Linked DNA regions of Homo sapiens: region 2 is linked to region 1. Evidence: read pairs that join two places in POLR2A ChIA-PET (ENCODE). Cell type or tissue: A673. All regions are shown on one strand. Region 1 overlaps INPP4B (inositol polyphosphate-4-phosphatase type II B). Region 2 overlaps INPP4B (inositol polyphosphate-4-phosphatase type II B).

Region 1 (5,000 bases):
GAATGTACCACAAAGCTGGGGGGGTGGGGGGTGGAGGGGGAAAACCTAAGGTTGTCAGTGCATCCCCTGACCCATAAATAGGCTCATAACCAGGGTTTCTGTGTTGAAGTCTAAACTTGGAAAATCATCCATTAAGGAATTTTAAAAATGTGCTCCAATTAAGCCAATAGAGGTTTCCTTAAGTGTATTTTCCATACAGACAATGTAGCCTTCTTAAGAAAAGCTAATTTTTAGTACAGCTGTCTTGCATAATTTTTATTTCATAGCTTATTCCAAACCAAGCTATTTAACATGACAATCTGTGCTTATATTATACCATGTTTCAGGGACCTCAGATGATTTTATTTTTTAAAAAAGAAAAAATATATGACACTATAATGAGACCCTTTATTCTTGGCTTTATTTTCCGTTTAAAATAAAACCAAAGGTGGAGGTAACTACAGCTAGACATTTAGTACAGATTTTGTAATAATAATTAAGTTAGTAGCCTTCATGGGCATATCAATATTCATGAAAACAGCAATGGGATAGAAAAGCATTAAAGGCTTTTATAAAGCAAGAGAGAAATAGTTCTCAATGTCCTTGAGAAATGAGTACACTTATTAAAGGGGGAAAAAAAAGCATATATAGTTAAAAAAAAAGTTGCTTAAAAAAGGAAAAGGGGTGTTTGAGCTAGATAAACCTTTAAAAGTAATTTAATTTAACCATTTTCATGTAAAGTTAAGAAAACTGAGGCTATTGGTGGTTAAATGACTGGTCCCAAGTCTCACAATTAGATCATAACAGATCTGTGCCTAGACAATGCTTTCTTGTTTAAAACCTTCTAAAATGGGGCCCTGCGCAGTGGCTCACGCCTGTAATCCCAGCACTTTGGGAGGCCAAGAAGGGCTGATCACGAGGTCAGGAGATCGAGACCAACCTGGCTAACAAGGCGAAATCCCGTCTCTACTAAAAATTAAAAAAAAAAAAAAAAGGCCAGGCGTGGTGGCGGGTGCCTATAGTCCCAGCTACGTGGGAGGCTGAGGCAGGAGAATGGCGTGAACCCAGGAGGCGGAGCTTGTAGTAAGCCGAGATCGCGCCACTGCACTCCAGCCTGGGCGACAGAGCAAGACTCCGTCTCAAAAAAAAAAAAAAAAACAAAAAAAAAACCTTCTAAAACCGCAGACATGCAATTGCAATGAAAATATATAAAACAGAGACAGATTACATGGAAGAGCCAATCTAGGACCCACTCCGATCACAGGTGCTGAGCAGGGGCCACGTGAGTCTTGTCTGGTTTAATTAGTTGGGGTCATATGCTTTGTTCTCTCTTTTCCTGATCCTTAAAACGAGATTGTTGTATCAGCAGCACTGGAATCATTTGGGAGCTTGTTAGTAATGCAGACTCTTAAGTCCTGCCCCAGACCACTGGATTAGAATTCAGAATTAGAATCCTCATTTCATAAAATCCTTAGGTGATCCCTAAGTACATTAAAGTCAGAGAAGCCTGAAACAATTGATGCATTCGTTGAAAACGAAGGAATGTTTTCTAAAAGACCAAATCTTTCCTTTCTCGCTTTTATCTCTCATATTCTGTTTTGCAGAAATTAAAAAGGAAAAATAATAGTATATTTTGTTACAATATATTACCTATATGTTATGATGTTATAGCAAAATAGGGTTCTCATATATACAAGGAAAGAAAGACTTGTAGATAAATATCATATAATTCAACAGTGTAAGTTAACTGGATGGTCTTGTCTTTATTACAGGTACTGAATTCAACTATTTTTTATTTTTGTTTTTTTTGTATTGGACTACATTAACTCAGTTGGTCCAATGAGTTCATTTTTTTTCCAGCTTTATTGAGGTATAATTGACAATAAAAATTAAATACAGTTACTGTGCACAACTTGAGGTTTTGATGTATGTATACACTGTGCAATGATTACCACGAACCAGCTATTTAACCTGTCCATCACCTTAGTTACCTTTTTGTGTGTGCGATGAGAGCATTCAAGATCTACTCTCCTAATAACATTTAATTATACAATATAGTATTGTTAGCTATTTTCACTATGCTGCACATTTGATCCCCAGAACTTATTTATAACTGAAAGTCTGTACCCTTTGATCATCATCTTCCCATTTCCTCCTCCCCTCAGCCCCTGCCAAATACCATTCTAATTCTGTTCTGTTTCTATGAGTTTGACTTTTTTAGATTCCGCATGTGAGAACATAAAGTATTTGTCTTTCTCTGTCTGACTTAGCATAATGCCCTCAAGGTTCATCCATTTTGTTGCAAATGACAGAATTTCTTACTTTTCTTTGCCTGAATAATATTTCACCATATATATGTATACACGCACATATACACACATACATATACTTGTATGATACACACAAATACATATACTTGTATGTATGTGTACATATGTGTATATAGCTCTCTCACAATTTCCTTATTAATTCATCCATCAGAGGATACTCGGATTGTTTCCCTGTCTTGGGTTTTGGGTATTGTGAATAATGCTGCAATGAACATGGGCATGAAGAGATCTCCTTGAGATACTGACTTTGTTCCCTTTGGATATATACCCAGAAGTGGAATTGCTGGGTCATATGGTAGTTCTATTTTTAAATTTTTGAGGAACCCCCATACTGTTTTCCATATTGGCTGGCCAATTTATATTCCCAGTAAGAGTACACAGGGTTCCCTATTCTCCACACCCTTGCCAACACTTGTTATCTCATGTCTTTTTGATAATAGCCAATTTAACAGGTGTGAGGTAATATCTCATTGTGGATTTAATTTGCATTTCCCTGTTGTCAGTGAAGCTAGGCAATTTTTTCTATACCTTTGGCCATTTCTATGTCTTCTTTGGATAAATGTCTGTTCGGGTCCTTTGCCCTTTCTTGAACTGAATTATTTGTTGTTGTTGTTTTTTATTTTTTATTGTTTTGCTATTGAGTTGTTCTTTACATATTTTATATATTAGCCACTTATCAGATACATGGTTTGCAAATATTTTTCCAGTTCTATAGGTTGCCTTTTCATGTGTTGATGGTGAGCTACTTTTAAATAGTGAAAGGATAAATCTATTAGGGAGCATCTACATCTGGGGCAAACACTCCCCTGAAAGCCAGCTAGAATTCTGGCCTTCTAAGACCTCCTAAGAATAAAGCCTATAACTCAGCAGGCTGCTTAATGCTCTGTCTGCTACTTCCTGGGAAAAATGAAAAAAAAAAAAAAAAAAAAAAAAGTCTGAGTATCCACAAATTCCCAAAGCAGCTGGAGGAGTTATAAAAAGAAAGGAATTTCACCATTTCCATGAGAGCTTCTTCACTTCTCCCATTTTCTTTATTAATAGTGACTCAGATTAAAACTTGCAATAACAACAACAACAACAAAAATCTAGTTAACTGATTCCTAATATTTACTTGGGGTGGAGGATGCTTTTCTTCTCTAACGTCAGTTCTGGTCCTGTTATTTTTCTAGTCCAAAATACCTTGGGTTTACTTTTCATTATACTCCCTCAATTATCTTATCTTTTAGAATTTAGCCATTAATACCAGCATTTATTTTACTCCTCATAACCCCAAATCTCCCATGTATACCTTAAGGATGTCTTTGCTTCCTAAGTACCAGAGGGGAAGAAATACTGGTGCAAGTCTAATGGATATTTACATATATTCACATTTCCTGTTAAATTACTTACAGCTAGATTCTCAAATAATAAAATGCAATCTGAAATTTAAAAACAGTGACACTAAGCACCCTTAGGAGATAGGCAGAGTCAATCATCAAAGGGCAGAACATAGAGGAAAGTCAGTTAACTTTTAGTCAGTTGACTTTTAAAAATGGTTGATTTATTTTTATCAGAAAGAAACCTGCATACTCACATAGGTAGAGTTTAATGAATAAACACAAAGTAACACCAATGTGTAACCACTGATAGTGGCAGGAGACAGACAAATTCCTCGCCAGACAAGGGCAGGTCACCAGTGAAACCCAAACTTAAGCAAAAAGACAGCCTGAAGCCTGAAAACCAGGCTGAGGTTCTGGTACAGTCCACGACCTAGTGAGAACTTCCGTGGTGTCTCTTAGACAATCAAATGGTGCTTTTTCCAGGCCTGCCCATGGACCAATCAGCATGCATTCCTCCATTCTGATCCCATAAAAACCCCAGACTCAGCTACCCATTGGACTATCTGCTTTTGGGCTCCCTCTCACACAGAGGGCTACCCACTCTCGGGTTCCCTCCCCACTGACAGCTTTTCTTCTGTTGCTTAATAAAATTCTTCTCTGCCTTGCTCACTCTCTGTTGTCCATGTACCTCATTCCTCTTGGATATGAGACAAGAGCCTGGAACCTGCCACATGGCAGGAACAAAAGGAGCTGTAATACTGTAACCCTCCCTCCCACTTGAGGGGTAGTGGGGGAGAAAATACCGCTGGGGGCCACACACCTCTGTTCACTGTGCTGCAGGCAGAGGGAGCAAAAAGAGCAGTCACACTTCTGGAGGCCCAGACCTTAGGACTCCTTGAGCCAGAGCTGTAACATGCCCCTATCCGCCAAGCCACGGGTGGCGGGACCAAACACGTTTCTGTTCACTGCCCTGCAGGAGGCAGGAACAAACGTGAGCTGTAACATGAACAAGCTGTAATATGCCCCCACTATTTGCCACACCAGGGGTTGGGGGAAGAAGAGAGAGAAATAACACCCCCTGGGGCTTCGCAGTTGCTGGAATCTCTTGAGTTTTGGGCATGGCTGTGATTCCCCTCCTCGTCCAGATGCTGGTGCCCAAGGCGGAAGCCAATTGTAGCACGTTGGGCCCAGTCACGGGCTGCAGCAGGCCAAGTGGGCAGAGAAAGCCCAGCAGTGAGCACAGAGCTGAACAAGGCCCCAGGCAGAGGCGCCACTGGCCAGCCACAGAGATTTCTGGTTGGCCAAGTGGCACTGAAAGGATCCTGTGTCAACATTTCCTTTAGAAAAAAATGCAACTTGATTGGCAAACTAG
Region 2 (5,000 bases), 67 kb after region 1:
TTTCTGAAAGTTTCAAATACAGGGTTGCTAGTAACTGGCAGTAAAAAAATGTCTTAGGACTACATCCTTCCCTGAGAAACGCTCGGTGTCTACTGGATACCAGTTTCTGTCCTATAAGCAAAGAATTTAACAAGCTGATGGTACCACAAACATTTATTACTTTCAGAGCAAAAAGAGGGGTGTCAATGTATACTTCTGCAAAATAGAGTAGAAATTCAAATTTCTACCATGGGCAAAAATAAAAATAATTTTGTGACCTAATATATGTTTGCAGATTTGATGGCTGTCCTCAGAGGGTGTTGGAAGAGGCTTACTCATCAATATCTTCCACAGCACCATGTTGCATGGGATGAATGGGAAAAAGAGACAAAGTTTTATGGTGATGTTCTTTTCCTTTCTAAATTTCCTTTTGCTTTTTTTTTTTTTTTTTTTTTTTTTTGAGTCGGAGTCTCGCTCTGTCACCAGGCTGGAGTGCAGTGATGTAATCTTGGCTCACTGCAACCTCTGCCTCCCAAGTTCAAGATATTCTCCTGCCTCAGCCTCCTGACTAGCTGGGATTACAGGCGTGTGCCACCACGCCCAGCTAATTTTTGTATTTTTAGTAGAGATGGGGTTTCACCATGTTGGCTAGGATGGTCTCAATCTCTTGACCTCATGATCCACCCACCTCAGCCTCCCAAAGTGCTGGGATTACAGAGCCACTGTGCCCAGCCAATTTCCTCTTGCTTTTAAGTTTCTGCTGTAACATATGAAAGACTCAGAATCCCACAGCTTGACTCTTTAGGGCTAAACATTGTAAATGATGTCCTGAAAATACTTTTGTCTAAGTTTCAGTTTCCAGCAGTTTTAAAATAAAGCCTAAAATTAGTATACATCCAGAAGATATCAACTTTACTATACGAACTAGGGTTCTCATAGCCTAGCCATGGGCTTCAATTTCAGGCTTTAAAATTGCCATCAGACAGTGGAATGTTATGGCAGCTCATCCTGAGGAAATAATTTCCTTATAGTGAGGAAAATAATCAAAAGATCACTCTAATACTAATACATAAAGACCCTTCACTCCATATGCCCCACCCCTCCCCCACCTGCTAAGCATTCTGTATCCGTCTGCCAACTTATGGCAGTGAATGGGAAGGATGAAGGATGTAGTAGAAGGAAACAATAGTTATGCTGAATCAACAGTTAGACTCTTCTCATTTGTTATGATGATTAATTGCATTTCTGCTGAAGTTACTAAGATAATCAATCCTAGATCCAGTTTTTTAGAGGAGCACAAGAACAACTAGTTAGTGAGGTAACATCTGCATCAAGAGCACAGAGAAAAGGCCATCATTTCTCTTTAAAAACATCTAGTACAAATATGTATGCAAATGATATGAAATGGCAAAGTAACGTGTTTATTTCACCGGTTATCTCCAAGTAATAAGCTCAATAGGAAAACACAAGCAATTTAGTCATCTGACTCAACTAATTAGTATTCAACCAATATAGAAGATCTGATCGTCCTGAATCAGTCTAGTATGATCAATGGTTTGCTAGGACCAAATATTTAAACTATCTTAAAACACATGCACACAATTTATTAACCTTCCAAAACATACAAATATTCACCATCTCATCTCTTATGCCTTTAGAATATTATGATCTTAATATATTTAGGTTAAGTGCTTATAATTATAAGCTGTACTTTAAGCCACTTGCTGCCTTCCTCCATCATTCACTTTAAAGAAAAACTTAAGAAATGAAAGAAAGGGGCAAAGATAAAGACCACATGTCCATAGGAACTATTAGCATATTAATCTACTGTGTTTCTATGTACACTTCCATCACCAAAGCTATGTTAAGGAAGAGGTTATGCCTTAATCAACAGTGCTTGATAAATGCAATCTGGGTGTATTTCTTAAGTATGTTCAAATTTCACAAGTCTTACTTCACAGTAGGGGTTCCAGTTCATTCCATACTTTTACGCCATAACACCTCTGATCAAGGAAGAAAGTCTTTAAAAGACCCCAAATAATTAGTTTCCAGAACTAAAGTCAACAAAAAGCATAATTAATGAGTACATTAGTTGTCTATCTCCAAAGCATTAACATTCATGCACATTTTAAATGAAGGAGATTGAAGGAGATAGAAACACATTTGGCATGTAATATTTCTAACTCTGATACTTCTAAATACTTCACAAACCCAAGAATTTAGGGGCAACATTTTCACTTCTGTAGCACAGTGTTCCTATAACTCAGCCCTTTCCATGCCCCACCCTATGTCTTCGGACTGTTGGAGAATTAAATTTAATCAGCGGCTTTGCAGAACGTAAAATCCTATAGTTTCTCCTCTGCTTTTCCTTTTGTCCTGATCATTTCTCTGCACAGTTGCATCACCCACTCCCACCTTCCACTTGAACTATATCTCCCTCCTCCCCAACTTTATGATTCTTTCACCTTTTCCTCCACTTCTCTCTCTCCTCTGGCAAAAGGTTGAAAACAAAAACAGCAACAAAAAACCGTGGGTGAGAGCTCTGGGCATAATTTATCAAAGCTGGTCTAAATATCCCAGCTGCAGTCTACTCCTTTTTCACATTACCTCAAAAACCAAAGAAGTTGGAAAGGAAAAGACAAAACTCCCAGGCAAATATTTTTCAGTTGCCAGTTTTAACCCAAATTTTTACCTTTTTTGTTCAAAGAAGTAATAAACAGCAAATGTAGGGTCACTTGAGAAAAAACAAAATTAGTAAATATAGAAAATTATTTTGGTTAATACTCCCTTAATTGATTTTTACTATTTATAAGAAAGCATGAGGCAGCTGCCAAAACAATAACAGCAATAATAGCAGTAACTTACCCTTATTAATTACTCTGTAACAGTCAGTAACACTTTACGTATATTAATTAATTTAATCCTTACAACAATCCCATTAGGTAAATATTTTAAAAGATGAAACAAGGGAACCAAGAATTTCCTCTCCCAAAGCCAGTATATGGAACGGAATCAGAAAATATGGCTCAGAATCTGCCTTCTTAAGAATTGTACCAGATAGCCACAACTGTTTTGTTTCCATGTACATATGCTGTGCATTTACTTGAGTCTTTGTTCTGCAATTTTAAAGAAATGAACTTTTCTGGGGCTAAGATGCATAGAAATCCCTTCAATATAGAATATTTTTTTCCATTAAATGTTCCCACTATTAGACTAAGTTTTGTGGTAAAGAATGGAAAGAAGAGAAAGTCATGAGCAAAACAGAAATGCCGAAGTGAGGGCAGAGTTCAAAGTGACATTTTCCCTATACAAGGCACTGTGGGATTCCCCAGGTCCAGCAGCATCCCTTAGCTTCAACCAGAACTCTCCTGGAACCCACTGGTCCACCTGCCATTAAAGAGTTTACTGCCTCATGCTACAATATTGACCTTCAAGTCTCTCATAGCTCCCTGCCTTGAAGACACATACAAATTCATGCTAATGGAAGAAATTTAAAGGAGAGAACTGCCTTCCCCTTTTCATTACCTCCCCAATAGCATTTTCTCCTGTCCAAGAATTTTAAGAGTGTCCTCTATAGTGCCTAACCAGGAAGGATGATGCAATTGGAGGAATATGCAGACCAGTTAGGAAGATTGAAGAATTTAGGACAAAAGACCACTGGGATTTTGCCTGGCCTTCTTGAAAAGAGAGCAGTTAACGTTTCTTCCTACTGTTTCCAATTACCTTCTGTTTGCTTTGGTGCCAGTAACAACATCAAGAAAAATGTAGTCAGTTTCTCTCTATACGGTATGCAATACATTGTAAAAGTAGAGCACTTTGTCAATCCCCTATTTTAGAATAATTACACTATCAAGAAAGTTTTAAATATTGCCTAATTTCCATTTGCTTTCTACCCACAATATTACCACTCTGCTGAAAACAACAACAACAAAATGTAAACCAAAAGATCAAGTCAGCTCTCCTGAAAAAGAAAAATCTGTTCCAAAAACTTTTGCTCCTAACCAATTGCCAATTTGGCAACGAGACAAACATATTTGGGAAAAAAACAACAAACGATAAACATAAGACAATCATGAACACGGTGCAAATATCCTCTTTGAAAAATGTCAGTTACACAAAAAATCCAATCGTGTGGAAAAGCATAACTTTTTCCCAAAGAAAGAAAGAAGTACCAGTACTTACGGTGTCATGAGACTTATCCTTGACATCATAGACTGTTAGTTTTATTTTGGTCTCCTCATAGATGGGATACTCAGATGGGAATGTGACACCAGTCAAAAACAGTGGGTCCCTTGTTCCCTGTAACAGCACAAGCAGACAACTTTGATTCAATAAGGCAGCAACTGTAGTTGGCAGCACGCAAGTGACACATGAGAATGCAGAAAGTGTGCCTGAGTCTGTTTTTCAAGGAAATAGTTCTATTAGAAGAGATCTGAATTGTCAAATCCTGCTCTTGGGCAACAACATGGCCCAGGGCCTTAAGGAAGTGATACAACTGCTGATAGTAAATGAACCTGCATCATTGTCAGAGCTGCCTTGAAAAAGTTTATTTTTATTATCTACAGAACCCTTCTTTAGGGTTAGTTAATTTAAAATACACTTAATAAATATAACTTGTAATTTATGCAAATAATCTAAGATATTGACTCATCAAATTAAAATGAAGCTATTTTCTCCGAAAGAACCATGTGGTAATCTTATGCTTCCATTTATTTCCTTTCTGTAATGATTCAATTGAAAATCATGCTCTGATAGTGTCCATTTGTTTTTAGATGTTCAGCTATGATTTTTTTTTTCCTCAGAATCACTTGAAAACTAATGAAAGAAACTCTAAATATGATGGATTTGAGGCTATAAAATTACTAGCTCAGGATGCAGTGCACAGGATATTTCAATGCCTCAGAATTCATTTTTAGAGCTGACATCCAGCATTAAATTTTATACATATATATTGCCGAATATCATGGAGATGTTTGCTAGAGTTCTATAAACTAATTGTCTATGGAAATTTCTGGAAGCCC

Evidence for each region. Peaks named below come from ENCODE experiments on the same cell type or tissue, not always from the same donor. Only the 100,000 strongest peaks of a DNase experiment are listed, where the experiment ranks them.
Region 2: POLR2A ChIA-PET joins it to region 1 with 5 read pairs; 9 of 35 experiments call an interaction of 5 or more read pairs at or near these places.

The regions. Positions count from the first base shown.
Region 1 is chr4:142,331,891-142,336,890 of GRCh38, forward strand. All of the region lies in intron 7 of INPP4B (inositol polyphosphate-4-phosphatase type II B), which reads right to left. Among named protein-coding and RNA genes, the nearest start is that of INPP4B, 510 kb to the right of the region's middle. In A673, no CTCF peak of the experiment used is centred here; no DNase peak of the experiment used is centred here.
Region 2 is chr4:142,398,777-142,403,776 of GRCh38, forward strand. It overlaps INPP4B (inositol polyphosphate-4-phosphatase type II B), which reads right to left. Exons shown (of 26, transcript NM_001101669.3): 7 at 4,162-4,278. Among named protein-coding and RNA genes, the nearest start is that of INPP4B, 450 kb to the right of the region's middle. In A673, no CTCF peak of the experiment used is centred here; a DNase peak (open chromatin) is centred at 4,385; H3K4me3 peaks cover 800 bases; H3K27ac peaks cover 2,854 bases.